Regions from separate parts of the Mus musculus genome. Here region 2 is linked to region 1. Evidence: chromatin loops called from intact Hi-C (ENCODE). Cell type or tissue: left cerebral cortex. All regions are shown on one strand.

The links. Peaks named below come from ENCODE experiments on the same cell type or tissue, not always from the same donor. Only the 100,000 strongest peaks of a DNase experiment are listed, where the experiment ranks them.
Region 2: a loop joins it to region 1, with 4 times the contacts of the local background. A loop is called at or near these places in 3 of 42 quality-filtered maps.

Annotation. Positions count from the first base shown.
Region 1 is chr19:53,606,022-53,614,021 of GRCm38, reverse strand. Smc3 (structural maintenance of chromosomes 3) reads right to left here. Exons shown (of 29, transcript NM_007790.3): 3 at 169-207. Among named protein-coding and RNA genes, the nearest start is that of Smc3, 9.6 kb to the right of the region's middle. In left cerebral cortex, no CTCF peak of the experiment used is centred here; a DNase peak (open chromatin) is centred at 4,781.
Region 2 is chr19:55,080,713-55,088,712 of GRCm38, reverse strand. Gpam (glycerol-3-phosphate acyltransferase, mitochondrial) reads left to right here. Exons shown (of 21, transcript NM_008149.4): 7 at 506-602; 8 at 1,192-1,328; 9 at 4,916-5,015; 10 at 5,300-5,512; 11 at 6,998-7,111; 12 at 7,236-7,321. Among named protein-coding and RNA genes, the nearest start is that of Gpam, 15 kb to the left of the region's middle. In left cerebral cortex, no CTCF peak of the experiment used is centred here; no DNase peak of the experiment used is centred here.

The DNA.
Region 1 (8,000 bases):
AAAGACAGACTGAACACACACAATTCAGATCTAACCTGCTACACTAAACAACAACCATGTATGACTTCTTAGGTTTCATACAAACATCATTTCAGAAATCAATTATTTAATAAACCATCTTAAAGACACTTGAATTCATAGTTAAAAAATCCAGAAATCTATACTTACCATAAAAGAAGTTGCTTTTTCCAGAGCCATTTCTGCCCACTATAAAATTTCAAAAACTACAGATTAGTTCATATAAAAACCAGACAATTCAAACGTATTAAACTGACTTTAAAATTTTAAATGCAATTTTCTAACATACTACCTTAATATTCAAATAAAAAGTAGTGAGCAGAAGAAACCAACAGAGCTGTAATCACCTACTGAGTTTAATCTTTATATAGACTTTATATGATAGTCTTTCTTTCTTCTATTTTGAAACCAAATCTTTGTACATACCCTGGTTAGTCTCATATTATGCAGTCCAGGCTAGCTGCTAACTTATAATCCTGCTGCCTCAGCTACCCAAGTGCTTGCCTTCAGACAGATTTTCTTTTCTTTCATTGTCTGTGTCTGTTGTATTTGCGTACACCTATGCATGCCTGTGAAGGGCAAAAGTCAACATGGGTGTCTTCCTCTCTTGCTCACCTTAGTTTTGAAGACAATCTCTCACTGAACCTACAGTTCACTGTTTTAGCTACACTGACTGGCCAGTAACCTGGTACAATCTATTCCAGGCTCAGTGCTAAGGCTACAGGCATGCCCCACTTCGACAAGGATGCTGATCAAGCCCCATGCCTGCAGAGCAAGCACCGTACCCACTGAGGCACCCCATTCCCTTGATTCTTTTGCTCTTTTCTAATATTTTAAGTAGAAGTAACTGCTACCTGACATTGGTAACTCATTAAAATGCATGAAAAATTACACCTAAATTATACATGCTACTTTAGCAATTAGATTCACATACTGTTACCTTTCTAAAATGCTTAAGCATTTACGCTCCCATGCATTCTCATGCTAAATTACTTATGATCAGCCTTATACACTGATGCAGCCTAGTGGAACTACAAAAGTAGAGACAATTATAAGGCACTTCTTTGATTTTGTGTGGTTTTTTGTTTTTGGAGACAGGGTCTCACACTATGTAACCTGGAACTAGCTATATAGACTAGGCTGGCTTCAAACTAACAAGAGATCTTCCTACCTCTGCCCCCTAGTTCTGGGAATAAAGGTGTACACCACCATCCCCAGCTACAAGGCATGTTTTAAAGACGTTTAGCTTTATTTTTAAGGTGTTTGGTGGTTTGGTTTTGGAGACAGGATCTCTCCATTTTATAGCCCTGGCTGGCCTGGGCCCTTGCTCTATAGACCAGAGAGACCATGAGCTCACAGAGATCAACCTGCCTCTGCTTCCTAAGTGCTAGGAGTGTGTGTGTGTGTGTGTGTGTGTGTGTGTGTGTGTGTGTGTGTGCATTCACACAGAAGTGTTGAGTGAAGGGTGCTAGGAACTGAACCCTGACCCTACACTAAAGCACTATGTGCTCATAACTCCAGTCATCTCTCCAGTTCCGAGAGGCACTTGAATTTGAATATTAACAAATCTACATAGTTGGCTTTCACCAGCCAAATCCTGGGTAATTTGAGAACCAAAATTGCTACCCTGATTAGTAGAAGAAACAATTCATTAGTTTTACAATAATAGTAAGATAAATAAACATGGAGAGCTCTTGTTTAAAAGGGGATACCCATTGTCAAGTGATAAAAAGCAAAGAATGCTACAAATAGAAAAATCATTATTTTGGAACTATCAAACTAAGGGCAAAACTCATCAATAATTGTTAAGTATAAAGGCAATTTAAAAAATATACAGTTGCATGGGGCTAGAGAGATGGCTCAGTGTTAAAAGCACTGGCTCCTCTTTCAGAGGTCCTGAATTCAGTTCTCAGTTTGCAACTCCAGTTCCAGGAAATCTAATGTCCTCTTCTGTTCCAATCACTAGTTATGCACATGGTACAGACATAAATACAGGCAAAATACCCAAATGCAGAGAGTAGAATAAAAGGGAATAGAATAGTTGCATGGTCCAAAAGCATTTCCCTGTATTAATTATTTACAAGGGGAAAAAAACAGTACATATAACACTAGCCGTGCCCCCAACCAGTTAACAGTAATTAACAGCACCAATAAGGTGAATGGACCTGTCTCCAAAACTGCTGTGAAAACACAGGACACTGTAGCACTTCTCAGAAATACCAATGCAATAAAAGACAAAAATTTACCAAGCTGATTGGTACAGACCTGTAATCTAAACACTCTAAAGGCTAAAGGCTAGGGACTTCTAATTAACAGCCTGTGACAGACACAGCAAGGCCTATTGTAAAACTAAATAAATATTAAGTAAATAAGCTAAATAAAAATACTGTCCATAGAAGAATAAACCTCCTAGTAGTGAAATGCTATAAAATAAAACCCCTAGTACCACACACAAGCTGTTGATCAGGGAGTCTCCAAGCACCCACAAACATTATAGATTATTGCCAGTGTACTTGGCTGACTACATAGAACTATATTGAGAGATCCTATTGCTGAAGACACCACAGACTTTGGTTGCAAGACACTGAGATATCAAGTTCTATCTGAGCTGCAAGTTTCCTGCCAGCTTTCATAGGACTGGAAAGTACTACAGCAGCTGCTGGGGGAGAAAAGTTATCAATAGTCCCAACCCGGCTGCGGACCCCATAAACTGCAACAATGACCTGCCTGGTAAGATCTGCCCAGTGGTGCAATTGTGGCATGACTACTGTGGGGGTAACCTAGGCTTTCTGGTTAGATGTGAGGCTCCCTCCACAGGTGGATACTATAAGCCTATACAAATCTCAGGGTTAGGATCATCAGAGCCCCAGGGAAGAACTTTCTACAGTTTTGTTAAATGGACATGACAGTTTTTTAGTTTTTCGAGACAGGGTTTCTCTGTATAGCCCTGGCTGTCCTTGAACTCACTTTGTAGACCAGGCTGGCCTCGAACTCAGAAATCCACCTGCCTCTGCCTCCCGAGTGCTGGGATTAAAGGCGTGAGCCACCACGCCCGGCCGACAATTTTTAAGATTTTGTTTTTATGTGTATGGGTGTTTTGATTACAAGTATATCTGGTCACCACATGCATGCCTGGTGTCTACAGGGTCCGGAAAAGAGCATCAAATCCCCTAGAACTGGAGTTCAGACAATGGTTTAACTGCCATGTGGGTATTAAGAATCCAACAGTCATCTGAAAGAGCACCCAGATGCTCTTAATTCCTGAGCCATTTCTGTAGACCCTACATGGACATGGTATAAGGCTGCTTCTAAACATGTTTATGCCCTTTGATGAGTGAGCCAGGGCAGTGCTAGAGAGCTTGTCCCAGGTATGCTAACAGGGGAGTTAGCCGGCTCAAATAACTCTCAGGCCCAGATCCATGGCTGAGTTGGTCCACCCCAGTATCTACCCTCATCAATGACTTGTGGAACTATTGAATTGAAGAAGACAGTCCTACAGATCCCAAACATCAGGATCTCCGTGACTTAGGTCAACAACAGGGTATCAGAGGAGTCCCAGTGAGATTCCAGTATTGATTGACTGTGTGTAGCACAAGCCGGAGGCCTCAAACCAGACCAATGGCTCATTGCAATAAACATGCAAGCAAAGAAGCGTGGACAAAGAGCATACTGTGGGACATACTGTATCTCTCACAATGAGGGTTTTTGGAGGCCAGGGAGTGCTGCAAAGGTAGATAGCGGGTACAAGGGGCCAGTGAGAGATGAGGGAGATTAGGATGCATGATGTGAAATTCACAAAGAACCAATACAAGGTATTTTAGAAAATTGTAAACAGGGGGCTGGAGAGATGGCTCAGAGGTTAAAAGCACTCACTGGCTGCTCTTCCAGAGGACCTGAGTTCAATTCCCAGCAACCACACGGTGGCTCATAATCATCTATAATGAAATCTGGTGCCCTCTTCCAGCCTGAAGGTATAGATGCAGGTAAAACACTATATACATAACTTTTTTTAAAAAGAAAATTGTAAATATACATATGGCTGGTTAAATTTCAGTTTCAGACAGTGAATAATATTTTAGTGTGTGTACATCTTATCCAGTATTTCCTGTCTTACAATTTCTAGTGATTAAACGATCATCACGTCAAACAAGGGGAAATGCTAAACCTACTGTTGTGTAGAAATGTGCACAAATTCCAAATAGCTACAGGAGTCACATGCACTCTCCTTTCTAGTGCTCAGTAGTTTAATTAAAGATGCTTGTGAGGGGGCTGGTGAGATGGCTCAGTGGATAAGAGCACCCGACTGCTCTTCCGAAGGTCCAGAGTTCAAATCCCAGCAACCACATGGTGGCTCACAACCATCTGTAACGAGATCTGACGCCCTCTTCTGGTGTGTCTGAAGACAGCTACACTGTACTTACATGTAATAAATAAATAAATCTTTAAAGAAAAAAAAGATGCTTGTGAAGTTTAAATTAAAAAGTTATTTGTGTCCATAGATTAGTGCTGCTCTCAGACTTCATCAGAGCAGCATCTCTTTTACAGATTTGCAGTGGTTAATGCAATGACCTAGAACTGCCAAACTGCAGAGACTATGAAGTGCTTGTCCCTAAATGAAAGTCGTCGTCGTCCTTTAAAAAAAAAAAAAAAAAAGACAGGGTTTCTCTGTGGTTCTGCCTGTCCTGGAACTCACTCCAAACTAAGCTGGTCTGGAACTCCAGCTGCCTCTGCCTCCTGAATGCTGGGATTAAAGGCGTGTGCCAGCACCACCCACCGAGACTGTCTGGTAGACATGGATGGCAGTATAGCCGTCAACTCACTGCAGCTATGATCACTTGCACAAGACTGGACCATTTCATCACTGAGGGCTGTGGGCTACATGAGGCCCCACCACGCACTGAGGGTAACTAATGTGTGCTGAGGAAAGAGCATCAGTGTCTGCAACAGTGCAGCGCTGACAGGCTCCAACAGCTAAGCAGCCCCAGACTCACATTCCTGCAAGCAACAATAATGAAACTCAGTGGAGCAGAGGAGAGAAGTTAAGTGGGCGGGGCTTCAGTGTGTGGTGGGAGAGTGAGGTTAATGGAGTCCTTTTGTGAAGACTTATAAGTATATACATTATCAAATACATTTTTAAAAGGGAAAAAATGAATGTTGTTGAATGTTCCGGATTAAGGGAGTTTAAAGAAATATGGCAATTACATCTAATAGTTAATAATAAACTGGATCTTTTATAGGGGAATTCTGTAAAGAATACATCTGGGCCAATCAAAAATAACTAAAAACTGGAGAGAAATTAATGTTAACTTTATTTAAACTATACAATGACTACAAAAATATCCCTGTCATTACATATTCAAGTCAGAGGCAAAAGATGCACATATCTTACTGGGTGTCTTAGTCAGGGTTTCTATTCCTGCACAAATATCATGACTTAAGAAGCAAGTTGGGAAGGAAAGGGTTTATTCAGCTTACACTTCCACACTGCTGTTTATCACCAAGGAAGTCAGGACTGGAACTCAAGCAGGTCAGGAAGCAGGAGCTGATGCAGAGGCCATGGAGAGATGTTCCTTACCGGATTGCTTCCTCTGGCTTGCTCAGCCTGCTCACTTATAGAACCCAGGACTACCAGCCCTGAGATGCGCCACCCACAAGGGGACCTCCGCCCTTGATCACTAATTGAGAAAATGCCCAGGAGGCATTTCCTCAACTGAAGCTCCTTTCTCTGTGATAACTCCAGCCTGTGTCAAGCTGACACAAAATTAACCATAACGCTTGGGCAGGGTGGGGAGTAAAAAGTATAATAAAAAATTATGATGACTAAAAATAAATGGTGACGCATGCCTTTTATCTTAGCACTTGGGAGGCAGAGGCAGGCGGATTTCTGAGTTCGAGGCCAGCCTGGTCTACAGAGTGAGTTCTAGGACAGCCAGGGCTATACAGAGAAACCCTGCCTAGAAAAAAAACAAAAAACAATGAAACAAACAAAAAAAAGCACTTGTTCTCATTGGGAAAAACTCCCATAAAGTCAAAATTAATTCTAAATAAAAGCTGAAAAGATAAAGTGAGTTTACGTACTTTAAATGACAACTGGAGCTAGAGAAGAGCATAGCCCTCTTTAGGACCCAGGCTTGGTTCCTAGCACCCACCTGAGCTCATAACCACCTCTAACTCCAGCTCCAAAGAAATCCAATGGCTCTGCCTCCACTGCTACCTGTGCCTGCTCACATCTTAAAAATAAGTCACAAGCATCTCTATAAAAATTACTCCTATCCATAGAGTAAAAACACTAAAAATCTAAAAGGATGGGTAGATATTTAATAAAAGTAGACATTCAAGACCTATTTTGAGCTGGGCATAGTGGCACATGCCCGTAACTCAGAAGGCAGAGAAAGGACTCCAGCAAGCTTCAGATCAGCCAAGATTGCTCTGAGGTAGCAATCTTAAGTTTGATGCCAGACTGGGCTACCCAAGACTATATGGAAAATAAAATTATTCTAGCCTCAATGTAACAAAAACAAGCATTTATTCTAGGGGTAGAAAATGGATTTACCAACATTTAAGGTGAACCCATTTTTATTTAATAAAGCTTAAATAAGTCTAAACTCTTAATGGAATCCTGAGGTAGTCAAGGTTTCTACAGGACAGTATCTTTGGTTGTTTCAGCCTATTCTGAGATACATTCAAGAGAGGCCTGTGAATATATAAGGGAAACTGTAACACCACAAGTACTTCAGAGTTCGTATCCAGAGCAAAACATTCCAAAAGCACCAGGGAATAATTATGTCTTATGCAGTAAACTATGACCAATTGGATGGCAGGCACCAGTGGACAAATCGTTCTCCAGACTTCTCTCATTTGATCTTTCAAGGCATGGTGGATCCAGAAAGCTGTTTGGAAGTTATCAAACACGACAACAAAGCAAATGTGTCTTCTTTAAAAATCTGAGATGGTGGCTGGAGAGATCACTGGGTGGTTAAGAGCATGTATTACTGCAGAGGATCTGGGTTCCCTTCTTAGCAGTCACATGGTTCACAGCCATGACTTAACTCCAGTTCCAGAGGATTTATGATTTTTGTAGGCATAAAGCATGAACATAGTAGACTCACACATGCAAACAAAACAACCATACACAATGTAGTGGCTTGAACAAGAATAGTCCCCAGGTAGTGAAACAGTTTGGCAAGGATTGGGAGGTATGGCCTTGTTGGAAGGTGTGTCATTGGGAGTGACTTTGAGGTTTCAAAAGTCCATGCCATTCCCAGTTAGCTCTGCCTCATGCTTGTGGATAAAGGTGAGTACTTAACTACTATTACTGCACCACGCCTGCAGCCATGTTTCTGACCATGATGGTCATGTACTCAAACCCTCTGAAATTGTACATCCCAAATAAACTCTTCCTGCTATGAGTAGCCTTGGTCACAGTGTTATTACAGCAACAGAAAAAGTAACTAAAACATAAATAAGGAAAAAAGGTTCATATCAGTTTCCCCCCTCACTCTTACCCTTAAGACTAACTTTCACTAAATCTTTTAGCAGGTATGCCTGCTTATTCTGTCTTCCACAAAACCAAGGTTAACACAGCTATCTTTTAAAAAAACATTTGTGTGTGTCTGTGTACAAGGAAGCCAAGAGTACACTGGATCCCCTGAAGCTGGATCCTAAGTGGCTGTTAGCCTCCTGATGTGTGTGTAGTAGAAACCCAATTCAGCAAATGCTCTTTATTACTGAGCCACCACTCAGCCCGGGGTTTCCTTATTAATGATTTTGGAGCTGAACATGGTATATTCCTGTAATCCTAGCACACAGGGGGCTGAGGCAGGAGGATCAAGAATTTAAGGCCCAGCTTGCACTATATAGTGAAGCTTTGCCTCAAAATGAATGAATGAATGAATGAGTGAATGAAATTTTAAGAGAGAGAGACAGTGGAAGAACAATCATTTCTAGATGGAATTACAATTTAATTTCTTTTAGTTTTCATG
Region 2 (8,000 bases), 1.5 Mb before region 1:
CAAGGAAGACTTGTGAACAGGGTACTCATGTGTTCCATTGGTAAATCTATATGCGCCCTTGTGAACGGGCACACAGAGGCTTCGGGCTGCTTTTACCCATGCCCATGGGTGGCGGCAGCTCTGTTATGGGTGTCCCCTGTTCTCTTCAGATGGCCGAGTCAAGCCTTACATGTCCATGTCTGACACGGAGGGGCTGAGTGTTAGAAGGATTCTTTTGGTCACTAAGTTAGCCTGGCTACTCGCCTTTGAAGTGCTTAAGTGCTGCTAGAGAAAAATGTGTTCATAGTTGAGAGCCAGCAGAGACTTCTGTGAGTGGTGTCTGCTTTAAGTCCATATGCCCAGTTTTCAGTTCAGATAACCAGGTGCACACACACATATGTATTTTTAAATTTGCAATACTTTTTACAAGTACTTTTACAGATTTCAATTTAAAATTAAATTTACAAGTACTTCTGGGTGGTAGCGTCTATATACATACAGATTCAAATGTGTTTATTCCTGTCAGGCTGACTGGCTGGGTGTTACTAAAGCTCTTCAACAGCTTCTTCTGGAACATTCAGATTCACAAGGGTCAACTCGAGATGGTCAAGGCTGCAACTGAGGTAGGATTTCTGTTCCCTGTCACTCCATTTCCCCGGGTGTGGGTCCTGTGTCCCATCGTGCTGTGTCTCCCGTGTGTGGCGGGCACTGCTGGAGCTTGTTCAGAGTCTCGCCTCTGTGCTGTTTGCCCTTTGAACCCATTAGGAAACACCCCACCCCCAGACACCCTTTGTGGAAACCAGCAGGGCCTATCAAAGATGTGTAGTACTTCTTTTGTAATTTACCTTGCAACAACTCTGAACACCAAGTCTCACCATCTTGTTTTATACATGGTGACTTAAAGGCACAGGCGGAAGAGGGGAAGATCAGCCCGCCTGGCTGTAGAACCCTGTGCTCATTTCCATGATGGTTTCTATGACGATTTCTTCCTCAGCAGAGGTGTGGGTCAACTTGAACTGTTGCGTGTTCTCCCCCACGGTCTCTTTGTTGTAGTAATGGAGCTTATGTGTACTGTGTAGGCACTGAGGAATTACTGGAGCCTGTTGGGAGAGAGCGAGTCAGTGATTGGCCAGTGAAGGATGACAGTAACCAAACAAAGTAGGACTGCACCTTAACTCCTGAGCCTTAACACTGCCACTTCCTTCTCCCTAGACGAACCTGCCGCTCTTGTTTCTGCCGGTGCACAGATCCCACATTGACTACCTGTTGCTCACCTTCATCCTCTTTTGCCACAACATCAAGGCGCCGTACATCGCCTCGGGCAATAATCTCAACATCCCCGTCTTCAGGTGAGCTAAGCCTCGCTGAGGTGAATGTGGTAAACAGCTAGTTCAGTCAGATATGTTGGACACACCTTTAATCTCAGTGTTTGGGCGGCTGAGGCAGCTGGGTCTATGTGAATCCTAGGCCATCTTGCTTCAGACTGCAAGTTTCCAGCCTGCCAGGGGTAGATAATGCGTCTCCGTCTCAAAAATCAAAACCAGAAACAAAAAACCCCAACCCAAACCATAACAAAACTAATTGTTTTGAACATGGGATTTGTTGTTATATTTTGATACTTGTTATAAAAATGACACTAGCCTTTTTATTGTAGAAGTAACATTTCATTGTGTAACATTTGCATAGCACACAACGCAAGCCTTGCCCATCTCGCTGTCTCTGTATTTGATATGGGCTACTTTCTGGAGTGTGTTGTAGGTCAACCTGAAGGACAGTGTCAGGCAGCAAAGGGCCATTAAAGGGCAATGGGCCAGGCCTGTCCAAGGAAGCTGGGGGGTGGCATGGCACCATGGTATCTAACGTCAGCAAGGGTGACCCTGCTGCCACTTTGACCTCACGACGCAGAGAACCCAGCCCAACACTTTGACAGGGCATTTCCCGAGGCTGCTGTGGTTTACACTCAAGGGGAACGGTGTAGAGCCTCAAGGCAGAGGCTCAGGGCATGGTTGTAGGACAGTGAAGGCAGGTAGGTGCGCTGGAGCGAGTCCTGGGAAGCCCACGGAAAGGCCAGACGCAGGGGGGCAGCCGCACAGCTAGGGCTGGATCCAGAGCCGTTCTCGCTCAGGATGGGAAGCTCCTGACTGAACGCATGCGCAGACCCGTGTGTCGACTGCTCATTCTGGACTTGGAGAAATTAATTCTGATCTGTGGTGAGAGTTCAGGCGAATGATGAGGGCTTATGTCAGTATAGCCGTGTTCTTGGAGAGGAGAGCAGAGACAAACTGAGAAGGAATTAGTAACCTGAGTTCCTAAGAGTCAGTGCTTGCCCCCATTTGGGGTTCAGCAGAGGGTATAGGGAGACCAGATCTGCCACCTCTAGTCACTGAGGAGAAGCTCAGCAGTGAGGACTGGGCTGAGCTTGTGTGAGAAACTGAACTCTTAACTTCCAAGCAGCACACAGCACTGAGGTCAGCTCGACCTGCCAGGAGTTCTAATGCAGTGAATGTAGAGAGAAACTGCAGGGAGGGGCCGGTCGCTGGACAAGCAGGGCCTCCCACAGTGGCATTCAGTCTAGGCCCCAGCCTCACCATGCGGGACGCTCTTCCTGGTCCGCTCTGAGTTCTCTAGATCCCAAGTCTGCAGCCAGCCTATGTGATCCTCCAGCAGAAGAGAAGCCACCGTTGTGGTCAGTGGTCCTTATCTACTCTTAGCCCTGACTGTCAAATGGCTTATCGTGTAATGGGGACCATAGACAGTCAGCATAGTGACACTGACAGGAACCTACGGGACTGATGTGTCTTCACAGGGGCTAGATACCCTCGTCATACCCCACAGCATTTTTTTCCCAGCACCAGGGAACCAAGAAACTAGATTAGAAATTCACCAGACAGGTTGGCTGGGGAGATGGTACAGTGGTAATCTGCTTGTGAGGCCCTTAGGCCTCTCCCTAGAGTTGTGCAGGAAAAGTCTGGGTGTTGTGGTGTCTGCTTGTGGTCCCCATGCTGGGGAGGCAGAGGCGGGTGGGTGGCACCATGGACTCTCTGGAAGCCAGCCTAGCCTGTTTGTCAAGCTCCAGGCCTGTTGTATGTAGATAGATCTTGGTTAATGGCACTAAGGTGACTTGCCTGCTGGGGCTCTCCTGTGGTCAGAGTTGCTCACAGACTCACTCTCTCCAGATCTGGTTTTGAGTGAAGCCTTTTGTAAGTGCCAGTCATTTCTCACTTCTCACAATTCTGTGTTTCTCCTCAGGAGCTCAAGCCATTGCTTATCTTTCCGACAGAGCAGACACTGGCGTTTTCTTTTATCTCATTTAAGTCTCCACAGTGACAAACACACCTCAGGTTGCATTGCTCACTCACTGAATTTATTCTGAAGAATTTCAGAATGATTCTATAGTTCACCAACATCTTACCTTGGTTTCCATAAACAGACTCAAAGGAGACCAGAATGTTAACATTTAATATAGTATTGTTACTTACACCAATGCAAATACTAGTATTTGAAAACAACTTCTCTTTTTGAAAAGACTAGGAAGAGGTTGTAAATTTAGGACAGCTGACAGCAGACTTTCAGCTTCCTGTCTAAGCTTATCAGCGCTGCAGAGAGGGACCTGGAGCTGGGAGCAGAGCTGTTTTATTCCTGTATGGACAAGTGATAAATACTGAGGCCAGAAAAGGAGGTCTGATCCCCTGGGACTAGCATTACAGAGGCTTCTGAGCTGCCATGTAGGTGCTGGGAGTTGAACTCAGGTCCTTTGGAAGAGTAGCCAATCATCGTGGTCACTGCTGAGCTGTCTCTCCAGCTCCCGCTCCTGTCTGTAAAGATGGTGATACTTGATTCCAGCTTGGTAAAATTATCCCTGCCCCATAGGGACCCTCTTTTAAGCATCAGTTACTTGAGAATATTTTCCCAGGAAATATTTGTTCATTTTACAAATTTGCCATGGGATAATTTTTGTGTGCCTCAAACTCTGACTGGGAATCATGGGTGGGGTTTTGTTTTTAAAAATACCCTTTTCTTTTTTTCATTTTTGAGACCAGGTTTTACTCTGGCTCTGGCTGTCCTGGAACCAGCAATGTAGACCAGTTTGAACTTGGAAATCCTACTGTCTCTGCCTCTTGAGTGCTGAGATTAGAGGCATGCACCACCATGCTCAGCCACTGGTTACCTTTGCTTTTTGACAATTTTGTATATGTATTTAGTGTATTCTGATATTCTCCTCCTCATACTCTCTTATCTTCCTCTCATCTCTGTTAACCCCCACTCCATCCCTACCAGTCAGTCCCGTTCTTAGGTTCTGACATTTAATTTTGTTTTGTGACTCATTTATCTATCTTTTTTTAAAAAAAATCAAGGACTTCTTTGTTTCATGTGCATGAATGTTTTGCCTGCATATATGTTTATGTACCGCTTGTGTACCCAGTGCCCAAGTAGTTCAGAAGGTGGTGTCAATCCCTTGGTACTGGAGTTGCAGATGGTTGTGAACCACCATGTGGGTACTGGGAATCGATCCAGGGTCCTCAGCCGAGCGGCTAGTTTTCTAACTCCTGCCCAGCCTGTGACCCATTTGGTTTAGCCAGGGCCATGCATCTGTGTGATGGGATGGACCTGCCCCTTAGAGCCTAGAGAACTCCCCAGTGGACACTCAGAGAAGGCAATAACTCCGTCTCCTTCAAATCCCTATCCTTATCTCTGTGGATCACGTTGTCAGGTTCCTTTTTGGCTCAGAAGTTACGATGCAGTGTTGCTCGCAGGCTGAGGAGCGAGTGAAACACGTCAGCAACACGGAAAAGGAACCCCTGTGTTCCCATTGTCAACATTCAAATGACACTGTGTGTGCTTCTGTCCGGATGGCAATGCTTCGGACTATCTTGACATTTGAGTCCTCTTTTTATATTTTTCCTTACAAATAATTTGTGCATTCTTGAATTTGCAGTACCTTGATTCACAAGCTTGGGGGCTTTTTCATAAGACGGAGGCTCGATGAAACCCCAGATGGACGCAAAGACATTCTGTACAGAGCGTTGCTCCATGGGGTGCGTATGGCCTTTAATTGTCCTCAACCCCACAGCATTAGCTGTCATTGGAGAGTGACGGAGACATGATGGGTTTGGGAGATTACTGCGTGGCTGCGGGTGATTGTGTGTGTGATCACCCAAGCACAGCCGTGCTGGGATCCTTGGCTGTAATGGATGTGGGGAAGTGTTAGGTCAGTGGTGAAGTTACAGTGTTTTTCTGTTCTTTGTCTTAGGATTTACCTGTCCTGCACTCACCTGAGTTGCTCAGTCTTATGTTCATGTCTGATTTTCTTGTATCTCAGCATGTAGTTGAACTCCTCCGACAGCAGCAGTTCCTGGAGATCTTCCTGGAAGGCACCCGCTCCCGCAGTGGCAAGACCTCCTGTGCCCGGGCAGGGCTCCTCTCAGTGGTAGTGGATACTCTGTCGTCCAACACCATCCCCGACATCCTCGTCATACCCGTGGGCATCTCGTATGATCGCATAATCGAAGGTCACTACAATGGCGAACAGTTGGTAAGGAGGTGGCCTGCATCAGGCCGTCTGGGCCTCTCCAGCTTTTATGTGTTTAATGACACCGTTGTGCTAATCATCTGAAACCTGCCTGGGTGGGCATGCTGAGTTGCCTTCATCTCGTCTGTCAGCTGTGAGAGTCTCACGAGGTGGTCTCCTTGCGGTCTCAGGGTTGATTACCTGTGAATTTTAGGGAAGCCTGAAGACTGGCAATGGCAAACCAATCCGAGAACTGGGAGGAATTTTTTTCAGTCAATTTTTAGCAAAGGATGCACTAGTTATAAGCACTTAGATGAGGTCCAAATGGGTTCATCATGTGACTGACTAGCACCCAGATTAAGGATTGATATCATCAGGACCCAGAAATCTTACTGGCTCCCCTCCTGTTAGCCCCCTTTGGGACAGTCACCTGTCTGACCTCTTATAAGAAGGTTGAACTTTATAGAGTAATGACCTGTGCAGTTCTTTGGAATCTGAATGCCTGTGAGCACAGCATTTGCGAGGGTTGGCCGTGTTGCTGCATGCAGTTGAGACTTCACAGTGGGGAGATGTTCCGCTGTGTGAGGAAATCACACACACAGCTTGGAGCTTATCTTTTGCTACTTTGTGGGTTCTTTCTCCCACTTTTTCCCACCCTTCCCCTTTCATCCTTTCATTCCCTCACTTGATAGGAGAGAAAAAAGGGTAGAAAGGAAAGGAGCGGGGTATTATCCTTCACCTACTTCCTGCTGATTAGGAATGTCGAGTTCCTTGGGGCAAATTTGATCTTTGATGTCAGGATATCTTCTTCTTTGTGCATGACTATTGAACAACCAGGACCAGCAGCAACCAGCCAACAACCAGCCAACAACCCCCAATGCCTCTTGGAGCCCTAGCATTTATATACTCTCTAAGAAAGTCCCCAGCATCCCAAACGTCACGCAGTCACACAAATTACCTGTGGCTGGTGAAACCGTGTCCCAGCTAAAGCACGAGGCAAATCATAGTCAGCTGCTGCGTGCGGGTAGTGTGAAGCAGCGCCATAGCCACACCTGGGATTAAAATGAAAACGTAATCTTACAGTACTTCTGTGTTCTTTTAAAGAAGCCAAATTTTAAAATTATCTTTAGAACAGCTCTTTGAAAGAAGTCTCAGCACACTTCGCTTAGAGCCTTTTGGGTTTATTTACGCGTGTGCATACTAAGGGAGGGTGGCCAATAGTTTAAGCCAGAGTGTACTCAGTTGATAAGCACTGCCCACTTATGAGTCCACGTGTGAGGCACATCACCAAATGGCCTCGCCAGCAGTGTGCAAGTGCAGGGGAGCTCCGCTTTGCTTCCGTAGAGTGGAACTATTGGGCAAGGGATGTGCTTGGCAACCTGAGGCTTTAAAAAGTAGGAGGTACTCCTGGGATTTCGGCTTCTGTGACTTTCAACAGTTCGTGCACTTGAGGGATGCATGGCAGCTGCAGCAGCAGCAAGCAGGACACCCTCCCTCTTCCCTGTTTAGGGAAAGCCCAAGAAGAACGAGAGCCTCTGGAGTGTGGCGAGAGGCGTTATCAGAATGCTGCGGAAAAACTACGGCTACGTCCGAGTGGATTTTGCACAGCCATTTTCCTTGAAGGTGAGGGTGTGCCAAGGTACAGGCCCAAAGCTTGCTTTTTAAACAGTTCCTTTTAACTTTTGAAGATCAAATATAGTTTATATGTTGCTATGAAGGATTTTTTTCCTTTCTTTTAAATTTCCAGGAATATTTAGAAGGCCAGAGTCAGAAACCTGTATCTGCCCCCCTTTCTCTGGAGCAAGCACTGTTACCAGCGATCCTTCCTTCAAGGTAGGCTGTGGGTCCCTGTGGGACTCAGCTATCCCATAACTTTCCCTGATTGTGTAGGACAGCAGGTCAGCCTTAGGAAGAGATCTTTCTCATACCTCATTGCAGTAATATTCTTCTTGATTTGATGAAAGATTTGAAGATGTGTGTTCTCTCGCACTGTCTCTGCTTTTCTCTGTCTCTCTCTGTCATGTGTGCGTGCGTGTGTGTGTGTGTGTGTGTGTGTGTGTGTAGGCTTTGTTTTTAATTATGCATAAAACCTTTGTGAGTTTGTGAATCTTGTTGGATCATTTGATTGATGCTTTTGAATATGTGAACTGGGTTTTTATTTTATTATTTTATTTTTTGGTGATTGCTTGGGTTATACATATTGTAAGTCAGATGCATAGAAAATGTTTGGTAGTAATTGAATTTTCCAGAACTGAAAATGCTTTGTAATTTAGAGTCCTAAAATTAGAGTTTTCAGCTGTTTTAAAATATCTCTTGCTTTCTGCATTCATTCTGCCAGTGAGTTTGGAAGTGATATATTAATAGACTATTCAGTGATTGATAAATGAATTATTCTGTCTGAAAAAATATATTAGGCTCTACATTGCAGAGGAAAATAATCCAGAGAAATGATCTATTTATCATTTAAACTTAAAATGTGTGGTGATCGGAGCTACTCATAATTTAGAAATTA